2 separate regions of the Homo sapiens genome follow, and region 1 is linked to region 2. The links are chromatin loops, found by intact Hi-C in ENCODE. Cell type or tissue: PC-3. All regions are shown on one strand. Links, peaks and the distances in the headings refer to the core of each region. The heading gives the core; the rest is flanking DNA.

Region 1 (9,286 bases), core at 456-8,455, 72 kb after region 2:
CACTGCTCCCAGTAGCTCTTTAGGGCACTGACCATAATTATATCCGCTGCTGGCAGACTCATCCCGGGCTCCCTGTTCGCCTTGTCAGTTTCAGTTCCTCTGCTCCAGCAGATCTTCTTCATTCACGTCCTCAAAGTCCCTTTTCTGGGGTGCCACTATGTAACCCACATGGACCTAGGGGGACTGAACAAAGGGGGGCAAACGCGGGAATAAAAGACAAAGACAAAAGAGCATATTTGGAAGAAGGGGTCAGGGAGCACCTTGCCTCTAGTGGACAAGGGCCCTGAGCTTTACACAGCCCTCCATATTTATTAGGCAAAAGAGATAGCGAGAAGGTGGGTGTGGAAGAAGGGGTCAGCTGCTTGGTCCAGAGTAGGCTTGCAAGACTGCATTCTCTAGATGTCCCAGTAGATAACCTCAAGGAGCTTGAGGCCAGGAAGCGATTGCCCTCAGCAAACCTTCTGGCAGTGGGAGCAGTCGTGAGTTTGCCCAGATCCTGCGTTCATGATAAACAGTTTGTTGTTTGATCATATAGCATCCAGTGGAATGCTGAGTTGGTCAGTCCCACGGGCGTTCGGCTCCCTGCAAAGTGGGAACTAAATAATGTGTACACAAGAGTGTAGAGTGTGGAATGGTAGACAATGGACACTCAAAAGGACGAGGGGGGGGCGAGTGTGATGGATTACTGTTACCGAAACACCAGGGGTTTGGTGTAGGTACTGCTGCTGGCTGCACAGAAAATCAGTGACTGAGATGACGAGTATTACCAAGGAAGAAAGCTTTAATCAGGTGCTGCAGCTGAGGAGATGGGAGCTCAGTCTCAAATCCATCTCCCTGACCAACTAAAACTAGAGGTTTATATAGCAGGAAAGAAATGTAACAATGTGTAAAAAAACAGGAACTAGGGAGGGGCAAGGAAGCAATCATGATGAATGAGGGGGTCAGGCATCTCATTGGTTTGTGCTGGGAAGCATTGCCACCTGAATAAGAAGTGGTCCACAGACACGGATGATCAGTCAAATGCACCTAGGAGCCAATGGTCAGCCAAGATCAGGAAAAACTGACCTAAGGAAATCGATCACTGGTGGAATCCTTAGCAGAAAAGGCATATGTAACTCAGGGTGGGAGGAAGAAGGTCTCTCTTAAGTTATATCCCTTGTTGCCCTCTGCAGTGTATTGAGTTCAGGCCAGGAAGAAGTAGACAGAGTGCTGAAGCCATCCTTGCAGAGTTAACAAGAATTTTGGACAGAAATACATATAATGAAGCATTAATCAGGGTACACTTCCACTCACTTCTTTGTAACCAAAAGTCACGTAGCACTTGATACTGACCATTGGCATCCCTGTTGTTCCTATAGATAGGATTTCTGATGTTAGAATCATAAGGCTTTTATTTAAGATAGATAAGATCTGAGTCATGTACATGAACAAAACAATCATAAACAAAATCAGAAGGTTTTTGTTTAAGAATTTCTAAGATGTTTTCCAGATCCCAAATTCCAGCCAAACAGCTGTTGCCAACTAGTTTGAAGACCCCTCCAGACGAATGGATCATAATGAAAATACAGTTTCTTCATCCTCTTGTCCCATGACTTCACCCTGCACTCTTTGACCAGTCAACAGTCTCCACACTTTGGCTCACTCCAAAACCCTTAAAAACCCTAGCCACAAACTCCTCAGTGAGACAGATTTGAAGTTTCTTCCCATCTCCTCATTCAGTGGCCCTATGATTAAACCTCTTTCTCTGCTGCAACCCGGTGTCTTGGTGTACTGACTTGCTCTGTGCATCAGGCAATGAACCTATTACAGTTACAGTACCTCAGAGGGTCCTCTGGAGACCTGGATTCCGTAATTTCAAGGTACCTTGAAGGATCCCTGCTTGTCCAGCAGTAGGGCCCATGTGGAAACATGGAGTTAAGGGAGCCACCACCACTCTGCCAAGCATCAACTTAATCAGATCTCTTAACAACACTATGAAGAAGAGACAATCAATATTTGAAATTTGCAGATAAGCCAGCAGAGGTGCTCAGAGGTTAAAGTCACTCACAGTTAATCAGCAAGAAAATGGTGGTTGAGTGGGATTCAGTCCAACTTGTCTGGCTCCAAAGTCTCAGGTTTCTAGGGCTTGGTTTAAGGGGAGCCACACTTGTTTCCAAGATTGGGCTTGGGGTTGGGATTGGTTGTTAAGCAGTCTCTTGACTCCTTAGGCTGGCTGGGACTGTCTTCCTCCACTCTTCTTCCTACTGCTCTCAGAAATGTGTGGTGTAGGTGCAGTGCTTGTTATATAGGGGTCAGACTAGCATTTCAAGAGTTCGTTTTTTTTCTTTTTATTTTTAGTAGAGATGGGGTTTCACCATGTTGGCCAGGCTGGCCTCAAATTCCTGACCTCAGGTGATCCACCTGCCTCAGCCTCCCTAAGTGTTGGGATTACAGGCGTGAGCCACTGCAACCAGCCTCAAGTTTTCATTTCAATACTTCTTTTAACACAAAATTTATGACCCACATACCAATCAAGGACTTTTGGGTGACAAATTTAAAACTTGGGGGGATGGTACAATTATTCTAGAAAGCAGTTTGGCAGTTTTTCTTTCTTTTATTTTTTTTGAGACAGGGTCTCACACTGTTGCCCAGGCTAGAGTGCAGTGGTGCAATCACAGCTCGCTGCAGCCTCAACCTCCTGGACTCAAGCAATTCTCCTGCCTCAGCCCCTCAAATAACTGGGACTACAGGCGCATGCCACCACACCTGGCTAATTTTTGTATTTATTTATTTTTTTTTTTGTAGAGATGGGGTTTCGCCATCTTGCTCAGGCTGGTCTCCAACTCCTGAACTCAAGTGATCTGCCCACCTTGGCTTCCCAAAGTGGTGGGATTACAGGCTTGGAGCCCCTGTACCTGGCTGGCAGCTTCTTTGAAAGTTAAACAAACACCCATGTGTTTGTTTACCTAGGAGTCATCTGGCTCCTAGGTATTTACTAGAGAAAGCCAAAAACAATTTCCGTGCAAACATTTGCTCACAAAAGACCGTAGCAGCTTTACTTGTAATAAAGCAAAACTTAAAGCAGCCCTAGTGTCCATCAGTGGGTGAAAGGATAAATCAACTGTGGAATATCCACACAGTGAAATACTCTCAGCATTAAAAAGAAACAGATTCATCATCACCCTACAATGTGAGTGAACCTCAAAATAATGATGCTAAATGCAAGAAGCAAGAAAGAGTACATAATGTATGATTCCATTGTTTTCCGTTTTTAGTTTTTAGAGGTGAGTCCTGCTATGTTTTCTAGGCTGGACTTAAATTCTTGAGCTCAAGAGAGTCAACTGCCTCAGCTAGCCAAGTAGCTGGGACCATAGGCATATGCTACTGCACCTGGCTTGATTCCATTTATGTAAAGTTCTAGAAAATGCCAACTAATTTATAGTGACTGAAACAGATCAGATCAGTGGTTGCCTGGGGTTTGGGATGAGGGAAAGATGGATTATAAAGGGGCGCAAAGCAACTGTTGGGGATGATGAAAAAATTGGCGTCTTGATTTTGGTGATAATTTCATGGGTTTCCACATATGTTAAAATAAATCAGAAGACACACTTTAAATAGGTGCAGTTTATTGTACTTTAATTATACCTTGTGATAGCCAGTTTTATGTGCCATCTAGGCTAGGCTGTATTCCACAGCTATTCAATCAGACATGATTCTAGGTGTTGTAGATGTGATTAACATCTACAATCGGTTTACTTTATGGAAAGGAAATTATTCCTAATACTCTAGGAGGCCCGATTCCTCCTAGAGTTGAAAGGCGTGAATGCAGAACTGGTTTCCCTGAAGAAGAAATTCTGCCTGTGGATTGCAGTTAGCCTTTACCTGAGAGTTCCAGCCTGCTCTTCCCGATGGCTGCCCTGCAGAGTTTGGATTTCCCTAATCAGTCCCTACAATTGTGTAAGACAATTTCTTGCAATAAATCTCTATCTAGTACCTATTATCATCTTATCTGTCTGTCTATCTATCTATCTATCTATCTATCTATCTATCTATCTATCTATCTATCTACGCATCCATCTATCTATCTATCTGCCATCTATGTATCTATCATCTATCGATCATCTATCTTGCTACCTATCTCCTACATCCTACTGGATATCCTACTGGTTCTGTTTCTCTAGTGAAAGCCTGACTCATATGGATTTAGGTAATGGAAGTGGTTCTAAAAGAACAAAATCTTAAGGATGAATTTTCTGAATTGCCTCTCTCGTATGATTCAATTTAAGGCCAGTAATGACTCTATTTCCATTGGTAAAGAGGGCATGGAATGAGGTGGCAAAATATTCCTGGATATTCCTGATCAAATGCTTATTAAAGGTAAGGTTCTGGTGATCATGTATTTGATACCTTTGGGGCATTTAGTCAAAATAAGGTGTATAGTGAGATTGGCTGGTTGCTCCTGACTATGTTAGAGAAAGTGGAGAAGGAAAAGGATGAACTCAGGGCTTCAAATTGCCAGCTGAGCTCCACATATATGATCCAAAAGCTTCTATGTCTGTCCTTAAAGAAACCCTGTCTCTGTAGATGCAGGACTGGAATTTCTGAAAACCAAATCCTGAGTCTTATCCTGCAAGTGGCTGTATTACAATGCAAATTGAATTCACAACGTTGCAGGGCATCTTCTGATTTTATTTTATTTTAGACAAGGTCTTACTCTGTCACCAGGGCTGGAGTGCAGTGGTGAGATCATGGCTTAGTGCAGCTTCTACCTCCTGGGCTCAAGCGATCCTCCCACCTCAGCCTCCTGAGTAGTTGTAGTCCTGAATAGCTGGGACTATAGACGGGTGCCACCATGCCCAGCTAGTTTTCCTGTATTTTTGTAGAAACAGGGTTTTACCATGTTGCCTAGGCTGGTCTTGAACTCCTGAGGTCAAGGGATCCACCCACCTTGGCCTCCCAAAGTGCTGGGATTACAAGTGTGAGCCATGATGACCGGCCATAGGGTGTCTTCTGTTAGAGTGAAGGCATTGATTGGGAAGTAATGGGCTCTTCAAAATCAGAGTGGGGACATATGAAAAGATCCTAAGGAAGGTGGGGTCATTACATCCCTAAATATTGTTGAGTCTTCTTTGCCAGCAGAAGCAGCCCTTTTACTGCTGTCTGACCCACTAAATCCTAAGGTGGGGTGTGCACAATAGCACTCCATCATCAAATGGAAATGGTAAATATGAGACAGGCCCGAGCCAGCCTTGAAGGCACAAGAAAGTTAGCTGAGGAAGTGGCCCATATACCTATAGAGCTGATTCTTCCTACACTGCCTTCTCTGTCTCAGCCTGTACCTATGGCCTCATGAAGAATTCCCTGTGATTAGCTGAATGAGGAAGAGAAAAACTCAAGTTTGCTTATAGTTGGTTGTGCACAATATGCAGGCATCACCCAAGATGTTCAGGTGTAGCAATACATCTTCTCTCTGGGTCATTCCTAAACCACAGTGATGAGAAGAAATACTCCCAGTAGGCAGAACTTGGAGCATTGCACTTGGTTGTTCATTTTGCTTGGAAGGAAAAATAGGTACTTAAACTCTCAATCACATTATTTATAGACAGTCTCAGGGTTCAGTCCCACAAATTGCAGCCTGTGAACATTTGAATTTGCTAGTTGATTTCAGAAAGAAAATCTTAGTTCCCAATTTCTAATTTCAGTGACAATGATGTTAAAAAAAAAACTTTCACTCTTACTTCTATATAACATGCAGTATACGTATTCCATTTCCCACTTTTAGCAAAAAAGAGGAAATGGTGCCTGGCTACTTTTCACTTCCACTTGGCTGAGGACTGAATACTCATGACCAATGTCCCTGACAAAGTTTTTGTGTTTGTGTATACACCTTTATTGAGGTGTGTGTAAATAAACGTTCCACCAAAGAAACAAAACCAGAAGAATGGATATCTACAGCTATCGTCTATATTTATATCTATATCTATCTTTACAATAAGAAAGTCATACTTTCTATTAACATGATACAACTGAAATTGTGCTAACCTTTTCCCTGGAACAGGTTGCAGTGTCCTTGAGTGATAGTAGTTCTTTCCCTAGATACCTTGTAACTTAAATACTAGGACGTAAAGTCAATCACTGTTAATACATCTTATGTTAGATGATAAGAGTATAAAGAGGGAAAAACTCAAAAATATTTGCTTAATGCATATCTATCCGTACAAACATATAACAAAATAGAAAGAAATACTCATATATAGTCCTCATTTCTGCATCTGGTCATATGGTCATAGCTGTTTATATAACATAGCTGTATCTATTTATAGATACCTTCTTCCACTACCCATGACTTATTCCTTTTGCCCTCAGTAAGCACCTAAGCTTGCCATGGTTCTTTGCTTGGTGGGTGACCCCAATCTTCATTTCTGAAACCTGGGCCATTAGCAGTTCTTCCTGAACTCGGTTGTAGTTCTCCATTGACTTTAATCACAGGACATGGTAGTACTAATAGGTGCCCTAAGGAATCTCTTGTATTACAAATATACTTTGTCTTCTTCTATTGTGTAGTAGCAGCCCAATTTCCCTTTGGTAATCAGGATCAATCATCCCAACCAACACAGCACTCCCTTATTTGCCTGTTAATTCATAGGTAAGAGGAGCCCAAAGTGGCAGGGTGGCAGTTTTAACTTGTAATTCAATGGAATCATTGTTGAATCTCCTGGTGGAAGCATTCCTCCCTTTGTAACTAAGACCTGTAGACCAGCTGAGCATAAGGTCACAGGAACAGAAGCAAACATTTTGCTAGGGGATTACCTATGGTAATAGTGAGTGGTGCCACTCCCATTTCTATCTCCTGATTCCTGGACCGGTGACTCCTGGCTATGGAGAAACAGTATGTATATTGGATGCTGATTTACAGCACACACATCCTCCTGGAGGACGCTTCCCCAGTACTACAAGATATTGCCATCTGGCTGCCACCATAATTGAGTCTTCACAGGCCATTCCACTATTCTATCAAGCCTGCTGCTTCAGGATGATGGGGAATATGGTTAGTCCAGTAAATTGAATAGGCATAAGCCCACTGCCACACTTCATTTGGTGTGAAGTGAGTTCCTTACTCAGAAGTAATGTTATGTGGGAATACCATGATGGTGGAAAAAGTATTCTTCAAGTCCACAGATGGTATTATTACTATTTTATTTTTTATTTTTTGCAGAAGCATTGCATTCAGAAAAAGCAAATCCTTTTTGGTGGGGGGAATGGGAGGAAAGCAAATCTGTGTCCAGAGTAAGTGTCTATTCCAGTAAGAACAAAACACTGCCTCTTCCATGATGGAAACAGTCCCGTGTAGTCAGCTTACCACTAAATAAGCTGGCTGATCACTCTGGGGAATTGTCCCTATCAGAGACTCAGTGTTGATCTTTGCTTCTGGCCAACTGAATGCTCAGCAGAGGCTGCAGCCAGGTCAGCCTTGGTGAGTGTAAGTCCATGTTGCTGAGCCCATGCATAACTTCAATTCCTGCCACCATGGCCACTTTGTCCATGAATCTGTTGGGAGATGACAGGAGTGTCTGGAGAAAGAAGCTAACTGACTCACAGAGTGGATCATCCAAACCACTTGATTATTAAAAATTTCCTCTACTGAGTTCACCCTTTGGTGAACATTCACGTGGGACATTCCCCTGCATTCCCTTCTCTCTTATGGGATGTTGCTCAACTTCCTTGCTGAGAACCTTTGGGCTGAAGCATGGCTTCCAAGGACTCCTTAGGACAGTCCTTTTAAAATCAGAAGATACAGCCATATCTCAGTGAAGCTGGAGCCTGGGGTCCTGCGAGGGGAAAGGAATATGGGGAGTTAGAGGTACAGAGGATGGGGGTTAGGCGGCTGATGCCAGAAGGAGTCATGGGGGTGCCAGGCCTGGGCTTCTTTCCCTGGTCTCCTGGGCATCTGGGCATGGTGACTGAGAAAGCCCCAGGTGAGTGTAAAGCATTGGAATGGGGGCTTGAATTCAGAGGCCCAGCTAGGTCCAGCACTGTGGGCAAAGCTGGATTTGAAGAGTCTGGCATAGAAGGTATCTTCTCTGGGATGGATTCCATCCCCGGAACCCCTAAGGGAAGGGTTTTGTGTGGCAAAGGATCATGAAGGGAGTGCCATAAGCTTTTGGAGGTGTCAGCCAGACTCCAATTTGGACAGTGCCCATTACATACAGAAGACGTTGAGTCAGCAGAATTGGGCCCAGGGCACCTCTGGGACTTTGGGGCTTTTTCAGTGAGTGGTTAGGGTTCAGGAGAAAATAGATGGTTTCTGAACTCCTTGGGGAGATGCAGGCCTCCTGGAAGCAGGACCAGTGGATGTGAGTCCCTGCAGCAGCCATGGACATGCCCGCTCAGCTGTCCTTCAGGAGACCCTGCTGCAGGATGCATGGTGGAATGATGGCCTCAGCTACTTCCACCATGAACACTGAGGCCACATGCCAGTCTCCCCACACCCCCCACTACTTCTGGCTAATGACTGAACTTGGAGCCCTCCCATTCTTGCCTGGAGCAGAACTCCTCTAAGGGCAACTTTTGCCCTGGGTCTCCCCATTGGCCTTGCCAAGACTTCCTCAGAACTTTCTATGTTACGGTCTAAGGTTCAACCTCCTGGATCCTTTTTCCTTCCCCCTTCCTTTTATAGGTGCTGGATCTGCATCTCTGTCTAAAGGCTCTCCCTGCCTACTTTTGCTCCTTCTCCCGTTACTCTTTTGGGAATTTTCCCCAATAGTTCTCTTGTATCTCTAATTCCCTCTTGGGGTTCACTTTTGAAATTCCAACAGAACAGGAGCTCAGGGCCATTCTGGCTTCTCAAGCCTAACATGGGCCATCCTTTCCCCAGGAGGCAACAGGGCCTTGTGGAAAGGAGCAGAAAGGAGGTTGGCAGCATCCAGAGGGCCTGTCGTCTCCGATGGAACTCCTAGCCTATCTCTGGGCTGGGGTGGCTCTAGTGGTGGAAGATAGGAGAGTTGGTTTTGGATCTGGGCAGAAGTATGCAGGAGCTGGCTCATACCAGTTTGTGTTCTATTTTTAGGAAAGTTGCAAGCTTGAAATCAGCCAAAGTGGAAGTATTTGGACCTCAAGACAAACACTGCAAATCAGAGCTTTTTCCTTTAGAGACCTGGTTGTTAAAATTTACTAGCACACCACTGAATGGAAGGTTATCATTTTCTTAGAATTGCTATTGGGATAAAGTTCCGAATTATTATCCTAGCTGCTATAGCTCTATCATTCAGGGTCCCAGTAGGAATCAAGTGGCTCTCTCAAAAAGGTA
Region 2 (9,166 bases), core at 1-8,000:
AGGGCTAGTAATTTGCATATAGTAGCTGGACAACAAATGTTTGCTGTGTGGATGAATCAATTCAGTCCCTGAATACTGACTTCCAGAAAGCTTTACCTTTATTCTAGCCACATTTCAGGTTCTTCACTATAATCCTACTGCTCATTATAGGTAAGCGCAGGATCAGAATACCCAGTATGTGCAAATAATAGTAGTGACAATCACAATTCCAACAATGACAACCGCACCTGCTTCTGTTAACTGAGTGTCCTTGAGGGGCTGGGCCTTTACATGTATTTTTCTCATTTAATATGGCATTGAGAGGCAGGGATTGCCTTATTTCGATGAATCTAAGATACAATTAATTATAATATACATTACAGTTTCAGAGCTGTTAAAATGTCAAAAAAAAAAGTACAATTTAGAATCTATGAAGTCTGCTATGATTATCCCCATTTTGCAGATGAGGAGTGTACAGAGAAATCAGAGCACTTGGCCAAAGATCATGGGTGGCAAACAGCAGAGCTGGAATAAGAACCCTGGTTTTCTCAAGAGCTGTCTAACTCCAGAGCTCACCTCTTAACTTCTAAGATAATTCACCTCCCTGTGTAGAAAAGAGGAAAACCCACCTTTGACTCTCACTCACTGCCTCTGCTGTGGGACAGAGGGACTATCGAGACACTGGATTTGGTTTAGATCCTGGAAAACCTTTTCCCAGCAGAGATGGTGGGATGTGCTTCACAAAACTATCTGCTTCTCTGGCAATTCTTAAATTCCTAAACCCTGCTCCCAAGAACCATGGTTTGAAGCAGACCTGTCCAGGACTGAAGCCAAGCCTAAGATGGCTGAAAATGTAATCAACACGACCCCTCAGGCAAAGATTAGCAAATGGTGGAGACAGGTTCTTGGGACTGATTCTTACAAGTGACTGTTGTCCACTGTACCTTGCTAGAAGTGTCTGCAATGGCTGGCACTGACAGCCAGTGAGCCAGGGGCCTGGGAGAGACAAAGAGCCTTCCTCCTCCACCCTCCTGCCTCCTCAGGCCAGGTAAACACTCGCAACCTGATCTGGGAACTCCTGAAACTTTGAAGGAGTAGACTCTGGATATGAAATATGAAATTTTCAGCTCTAATCTCTGATATTCTAAGTAATATTAGCTTTGCAGGAATTACTATTTGATTCTTTCAATAATCTTGAGAAGTGGGTGTTATCATCAAACCCACCTGGCACATGAAGGAAGCAACTGTGCGTTGGAAAGGTGAAGGGACTTGTCCAACATTTTCGAGGGTTAAAAGAGAAGCCAGAAGCTGAGCACACCCCTGCCTGACTCCAAAGTCTTTGAAACTGCTGTCACCAAGAGGATAAGTGGGCTGCCCTGCAGAGGAGTGAAGGCTGTGTACCACACAAAGATGCCTCAGTTAAGGACACTCCACTCTCATGGTAGATGCTGTAGATTTGTATGCTTATTAAGACGTTTACCAACAGATGAAAGTGGAGGGTACTGAGAAAGTGGCACCTTTCAAGAATTCCCACCAAAGTGCTCTGTGGCCTATGTAAAGGACATTGAAATCAGCCCAGGATGTTGGGGGTGGCCAGACTCAGCTGGTACATAGGATAGACAATGGTCTAGATCAGAAGCTCTACCTGAGGGTCCCCTATTTCACCCTCTTCCCTCCCAATAAGGACCTCCAGGTCTCAAAGTTATCCTCAAGAACCAGATATTGAAACACAGAAAAGACTATCTACTTTATGGAGAGACCTCTTAAAGCCAGTGGCAAACTCAGATTTGCAGAGACTGGCATTTCACTTTCTCTGCCTCTCTGTGTAGATTTAAAAAAGCATCTAATGTCTTAGCTGAAAGTAGACTAGAGTGGTTAGGAGCATAGACTGGTGCCAGGCTGTTGGTATAGAAAGTGCCCGGTGCACATGAAATGCCATGAAATTGTTAGCTATCAGAGGCCCAAGGCATGGTAGACACAAGATTAAAAGCCTGAGAAAATGTTTTTTATCTTGTTGACTTTGGAACTTCAGAATGAGAACTGCACTGTGGCCATGCTAGGCCAATGGCTCCTGGTATGGGAGATAACTGCTTGTGGTGCCCAAGCAGTTAGAAGCCTGGGCCTTTAGTCTGTCAGAAAAGTGTCACAGCGGACTCTGCAGGCATGGAGGAAGTGGTCAGCTTCAGACTGTGTAGTATCAAGTGTCCTAGAGCTCCGAAGAGCTTAAAGGTCAGCACTGGTGATGAGTGGGGATGGAAAACTTATAAAAACTCTGACCCCTGGGACAGCATCTGAAAGAGTGAAACTTGGAATTTGCAGCCAAAAAGAAAATAGTCCGTTTCTCCTGAGTCTATGAAACTTTATCTGCACCTTCCTCTGCCTTGCTTTTCTCCAGTGAGATAAGGGATACAAGTCATAGCCTCTCTCAGTGGACAACGCTGAGCTCAGGGAAGTCTGGGAGGCAGCAGGACTGGACCTACAGTGCATCCCAGGCAATGGGCCATCCGCCAGCCAGGACCCAGTTGGGCAGCAAAACAAGATAGGTGGGTCTCTGTCCTTCCTGCTCAGTGGGAGAAAGAACATTCTTTTCCAAAGAAGCCAACTTCATCAGAGCCCAGAAGTTTGGGATTTAGCCAAAGACTTAACAGGCAGCTTCAAAACACACATGTGTGCACTAATGGAAATCAGACCCAGTCCTGGAGCCGGGTGTATGATTTTGTTTACAAACTGGCTTTACAGTTCTCTGAAAGGAAACCAGGCAAGCTTTCCAAGCCTTACACAAGGTGGATATTTGAGACCCAAATATTTCAATATGATGTGACCTGAGGACTCCAATTACTCGTTGTGTGAACAAAAATGAAAGGGTTGAATTTCAACTGGCAACAGCAAAAAGCCCTGCCACAAGTCCCTCAAAACCAAACTCAGCCTGCCCAGCAACCTACCATACCTTGCAAGTCTCGGATGATTCTCTGGAGCTGGCTCTCTGCATTGGTGGAGGCCATGGTGAGTTTGCCTTTCTTGTCTGTATGTCTCCTGCCTGGGTCCAGAGGAAGGCTCAGAATTTCGGCCCTCGGTGGCTGTCTGCTCAGCAGTGGTCAGACTCCATGGTGGCACCTGCACAGAGGAAGGGGAGGCCATGGAGGAAGCAGATACAGACACAATTTAACGACAATATTAGAGAACTCTGCTCTGGGCACAAAGGTCACCCTATCTGGGTGTATTCCCTCAACAGGAGGGCTTGACCTTTCTGTGTGGGCCTTGTTCTGTGGGCACTCTCTGGTTTGTTTCTGACACACTTCTATTCAGACACAGTGACCTGGTTTGGGGCTAAACAAGAAATTAGATCAATCATATTGCAGCCTATCTTTTTGAGCTCACTTTCCATTCACCTTAGATAGGACTGCCTTACTTTCCTTTAAAAAGCCACCTAGTGGCTCTCTCCATCCCCTTATACCAAAGGCTACACGGAATCAGTGCAGCCCAGCTTCAGACAGCTCTGCTAAGCCTAAGGATCCCCATCTCCCCCACACCTGGCCCCACACCCTCTCCACCTTTCTTTCTCTGAAGAATGGTCAGTCTCTAGCCAGGCAGTGCTAGTTGGGGGAGAGGATGAGGACACATACCCTCAGAACTTCTGGACCAAGGAAAGCCGGGCTTGCCTGGCAGGGTCCCCTTCGTCGTGAGGCTTGAAGCCTCCAGCTGCCCAGAGTCCAACTCAGCCTGGGTGTGCAGATGCTGCCTGGCCTTCTCTCCAGAGGCCTGCACAGCCCCTGCACCAGGCAATGGATGTGTCTCTATTTTTAAGTTTGGTTACAGTCCTCTCCCAGCTGGTGAGTCCTGAGTTATCAGCCCTACATGGGCAGCTGTTGAAGTGATTTACCCGTAGGGCTGAAGGCCAACAGAAGTTAAAGAGATGTGAGCACATTGGAAAGAGGTCTGGACATGCATCTGGAGATCCTACGTCCTTTCAGAACCTCTCATTCTTCCCTTAGATATCCAGTGCAAGGTTGTAATGTTTGCTGGCAAAGTAGATAGCAAGACTAGAGTTGGCTGTGGTGGCAGCCGGCACTAAATGAGGGTCTATTGCGTGCAGGGCTCTGTTACGTGCTTTACACACATGATCACTTTTAATTCTCACAATCACCCTGGTGGAGCAGATAACATCGTCCCTGTTTACAAAGGAGAAAATGATGCTCAGAGGAGTCATGTAACTTGTTTTAGGCCACGGGCCAGTAAGGCGAGGAATCACAGAGACTGAACTCTGGTCAGTCTGATTTCAAACCTGGTGGTTTTCCAATAAGTCCTACTGACTTTTTAAGACTCAGCCATTGTCACTACAGCAAATGACCAACCACTTCCACCGGCTCGAGGTACTACCATGAACTCCAGCATCTCCCAAGTAATGTGAACACCCTGAGTGTTCTAACACATGCCACCTCTCACTCTCCCACTGCCACCTTGCCCTCGTGGCTCCAGGAGTCCAGGCAAGCAGATCCTGGCATGGAAACCACCCCAGCCACAAGCTCCTCCAAATATTTACATAAGGATTCCTGCCTCTGCCCGAGGAGAGGGCCTATCACAGGGCAGAGATAACTAGAGCCTATTTTTAACTAACTAGCCAATGTAGCTGTGACTCAGTGCAAACAAGGCCCAAAGAGGGCTTCTCTGGCTTAGGAAGGAAACAGACACATGCCCGTACCACAGTCCCAGGAATTCATGAGTCCCAGAGAGAAGAGCTTCAGGGGAGCCACAGAGAACCCCCCAAACCTCCCAACAAGTGTTGGCACCCATCCATCAGGGACACCAAACTGAGGATGGGAGTGCTTTATGAGAAGCCTGCCTGCCCATCCCTGGGTGTCTCTCCAGGTCACCAGCTGAACACAGGCCTGAGCAGGGACCAGCCGGGGCCCTAGAGAGAGCCAGAGAGGATAAGAACCTCCACTATCAACACACAGCTGCCCCAGCACATTCCGTCAAGTGTCTGCTACATGCAGGCTGGGGATACAGAGGCACACAAGACACAGTCCAGCCCTGGAAGAGCCTGGCTACCCATCAAGGAGACAGATGGAAAAATATCACATATCCAGATACAATGGAAGAGGCTCACGTAGAGATATGGATAAAAAGTCATGGGCACTCAGTACTGAGAAGATATGAACTATGGGCATACAAAACAACATGGAGGAATCTGAAATGCCCTGTGCTGAGTCAAAGAAGCCTCTCAAACCACCACAACTGTGCAATCCCATTTATATGCTATTCTGGCAAAGGCAAATCATTAGGAGAGAAATCACATCAGTAGCTGCCAGGGTCTAGGGGAGAAGGGAGAGTCTGACTACAAAGGAGCACAGGAAAATATGGGGGGCAATTCTGTTTACTGCCTTGATTACGGTGATGGTTACATGACTATATGTATTTGACAAACATACACTTGTCACAACTCATATAACTATAAGTTATATCTCACAAAAAAGGAGCATTGGGATGAATTTATAAAAAAAAATGCAGTGGGATCTGAGGAAGGGAAAATCTAATTCAGCTTGGGGAAGGGAGAAGTGGTAGACACTCTGTGATGGCCAGGCCTAAAAAGTGAACAGGCAGTCACTGGAGAGAGCCAAAAAGAAAAGGATGCTGGGACGGAGGCACACAAGAGTAAAGGCTGTTTCTCTAACTGCATTCCTCTTATTTGGCTGCTGCCAACACAGAGGAGTTTGCAGTCTCTGAGAGAAATAATCCTGGAGAAAGACGACTGGAGTGATACCCTGTGATCTTTAAATGCAGCCCACTGGGTCTGTGTGTACACTTCTGACCATGTCTGTGGAGAGGGTGGAGCTTGGGAAGGAGGTGATAGCAACAACAGATCCTGAGTAACTCATCCGGGCTGCGGCCAGGACAATGAAGGAACCAACCAGCTGGATTTTCTGGAAACCAGCCCTAACTGGAGTCTGGCACAAGGGAAACAATGTCTGCAAACCCAAACAGCATCATAAGCCTGAACACAGATGGCAACACACTCCTTTAAGACTTCTTGGTGCTTTGGTGACACTGCCCTTGTGTGAGCCCAAGGCAGGAGACCTTCTCTGTCTGACCTTGGGAGTGTGCTCTTGGCTGGTGTCAAGTTCCCAGGTCGTGGGGTGAGCTGTTCCCAGCCACTCATTACACAAGCTGATTTTTCAAAGAGCCTGTGTCGCCACCAGCATAATGAGCCCTAAGAAACTGCCTGCCAGGCCTGTGGGGTGTGGTGGGCTTCCCCACTCTGGCTCTGGGTCATCACCTCACAGGGATTCAGGAAGTAAATCAGAGCTTCCATAGAGAACATGGTCACCATGGGGATGCTATTTTCAGGAACTCAGCATCTTGCCCTCCTTGCTCCTCCGTCTCGGTCTGAGGTCATTACTAACCAACAAAAGGCACAGAATGGGCAAGATCACTCTCCAAACATGGCCAACTTCCTTGTGTCTCTAGATAAGCTTGCCCTTTCATTGAGGGAATCACAGACTCCTGGCATGAACCAGCCTGATCCTGACATCTACAACCCATTAGCAAATGGCTCTCCTAACTCAGGAGACACTCAAAGCTCTGTACATACTACCACGGCTGCCCCAGCACCAGCGTAAGGACTCCAGGACTCACACACCTCACAGGGCCCCCAGTGTGCCAATCACCTCATAAACCCACAGTCCTTGTTGCACAACATGTAAAAACCTTCGTTGCTGTCTCTGACAGGCTCTTTCAAATATCAGAGAAATGCGTTTTATAAAATCTTTGGAAGCATTGAATTTCCTTGCCAACAACTCAAAATTATGTTTAAGCCTATCCAAAATGTCTGAAAACATCCAGTTTTCTGACAAAGAGGAAAAGGGACTCAATGCATTTTTTAAAATTCTTATTTTTCACTTGGTACTACTGTATGAGTTCCTAGTCATGACCTAGATATCATTTTAGAAGTAAAGGACCTTCTCTGACCTCCAAGTTTTTTCTATACCTGCCCAGATGCCCTAAATGCCTTAAACAATAGCAACGGCAATTTAGTCAAATTAAGATACAAAGATGCTGACTGACTCATGCAAACCTATTTATGCTATGGTCCAAGTGACTAATACTCATAATATTGCCCAGAAACTGGCTCAGACAGCATCTGAGTAGTCACACAAGGAAAGAAGAATCATCAGGGGAGGAGGAGGTTGGAGGCGTGGAAGTCAACCTTTCTCCACCTTCAAAATTTTGCTCCCAACACAATAGCTAAGGGCTGACCCAGAGAGGACACCTTACAGTTGGATTCCTCCCCCAGTCCCAAATAAGGAGGAGCCTACCAGTTGTAAAGTCTCCCCTGACCAAGAAAGAATGTTAAGGACAAGGATGGTTAAAAAGGCAGAAAAGCCTTTCTGGAAGAGTCCATTGCCTAGGCCTGGTTCAGCACACCCAACGGCAACTATCTAGTTACCACCTACAGAAAGGGAGGCACTTGGCTGGTACCTGCAGCTTCGAAGGCCTGGAGGTCCTGCTGGCCCAGGGGCTGGAACAATCAGTGGGCAGGCAGACTGCCCTTCCCAGAGCTTCAAGAGGGTGGCTAGGAGAGTGCTCCGGAGTTTGCCAGAGGCCAGCTCAGAGGCAGGCATTTCAGCACACGTGAACAAAGACTCATTAGGTGACCCAACCCCTTGGACCTATGATTAAAGTGTTAACCCACTGCATGCCTGGGTCATCTTTCCCAAACACTCCTTTTTGCTTGTCATCTTCTCTCTTTCATAAAGGGAATGAGAACTTGAGGCTTTGCCATGGCTTCTTCAACCTTCTCTTGGTCCCCTTCCCCCCACCAACAATAGCAGTTTCCTTGGTTGCTCTCCCAGAACACATACAAAACAGCCACTATTCGAGTCCATGGACCCCAGAGAGCAGGACTTAGAGGGCTCTGAGGTGTTGCTTTTGGATCTGGGGAAGCCAAGTCTTTTTTTAGTGAGGTGGGCAGTTGCTCAAGGGAGGAGCCACACCTCTGTACTTGACGCTGTGGGGCTGAGAAAATATCCAAGAGGTGACAATGACAGGCATGAGAATCTGGACAATCTCTGGAACAACTGCATCAATAATTAAGAACTCAACTGGTGCATCTACTCCTGCTCCAAAGAATACAGGCCCAACCTAGATGGGGAAAAACTACAGATCTCCAAAATTATATGCTCTGGGACCTCTCCTGACCGAAGTGTCAGGGGGTCAATCCAGCTAGTTATGAACTAAGAACTGAATCTCTGATAGAATATGACATAGCCACAAAACATGGCCTTGAGGAAGCAGCAGGCAACTTCTGTGTGCTAACAAACTGCCAGCCAGGTAAAAGGTATTTTTTGGCAGCACGATTAAGAGGCAAGCCTGAACCAGGAGCCGGGGCTATAGCTGTGAAAAGGGGCAGTGGGTGGAGCTCTGACCTTTAAGGAACTCAGGCTCAGCAGGAGAAATAGATAACATATACCCCAATAAAAACTAGTAAGAAGGAGCACTTGAGGCCTGGTAAGTGCTTTGATAAGAACAAGTGAACATACAAGGTACCACACTGTACTCCGCTCATGATTCTCAGCCCTCACTGCAGAGTCTCACATTATGCTTCTGTGGCTTCTGGGGCCATTTGTCACAATGGTAATTTTTTGTTGAATCTCTATTCTTTCCACTTGACTGTAAACTTCGTTGCTGTTCATGATTTCCCCTAGCACAGTTCTGGCACATGGAGAGCCCTCAATAAATTACTGCTGAATGAATGAATGAATTAGACAAAACAAAACACATAGATCCTTGCCCCACCATACAAACTAAACTTTGAGGCATAGAAATGTACAAAGATGTAAATACTACTAATCTTTCAATGGTGGCAACAAGAGCACTTTTTTTTTGAAATGGAGTCTCGCTCTGTCGCCAGGCTGGAGTGCAGTGGCGCGATCTCAGCTCACTGCAACCTCCCCCTCCCAGGTTCAAGTGATTTCCCCTGCCTCAGCCTCGTGAGTAGCTGGGGCTACAGGCGCACGCCACCACGACTGGCAATTTTTTTTTTAAATGTATTTTAGTAGAGACGGGGTTTCACCATGTTGGCCAGGATGGTCTTGATCTCCTGACCTCGTGATCCACCCGCCTTGGCCTCCCAAAGTGCTGGGATTACAGGCATGAGCCACTGCGCCCGGCCATCATGAGCACATTTTTA

Evidence for each region. A loop is a pair of places that touch in the nucleus more often than their neighbours do. Peaks named below come from ENCODE experiments on the same cell type or tissue, not always from the same donor. Only the 100,000 strongest peaks of a DNase experiment are listed, where the experiment ranks them.
Region 1: a loop joins it to region 2, with 3 times the contacts of the local background. A loop is called at or near these places in 13 of 110 quality-filtered maps.

The regions. Positions count from the first base shown.
Region 1 is chr3:46,053,888-46,063,173 of GRCh38, forward strand. It overlaps a transcript of XCR1 not described here. Among named protein-coding and RNA genes, the nearest start is that of XCR1, 31 kb to the left of the region's middle. In PC-3, for the core only: no CTCF peak of the experiment used is centred there; no DNase peak of the experiment used is centred there.
Region 2 is chr3:45,981,930-45,991,095 of GRCh38, forward strand. It overlaps FYCO1 (FYVE and coiled-coil domain autophagy adaptor 1), which reads right to left. Exons shown (of 18, transcript NM_024513.4): 2 at 2,927-3,093. The coding sequence starts at 2,981. Among named protein-coding and RNA genes, the nearest start is that of FYCO1, 9.3 kb to the right of the region's middle. RefSeq lists enhancers at 4,388-4,682, 6,120-6,620. In PC-3, for the core only: no CTCF peak of the experiment used is centred there; DNase peaks (open chromatin) are centred at 4,572 and 7,112; H3K4me3 peaks cover 326 bases; H3K27ac peaks cover 3,276 bases.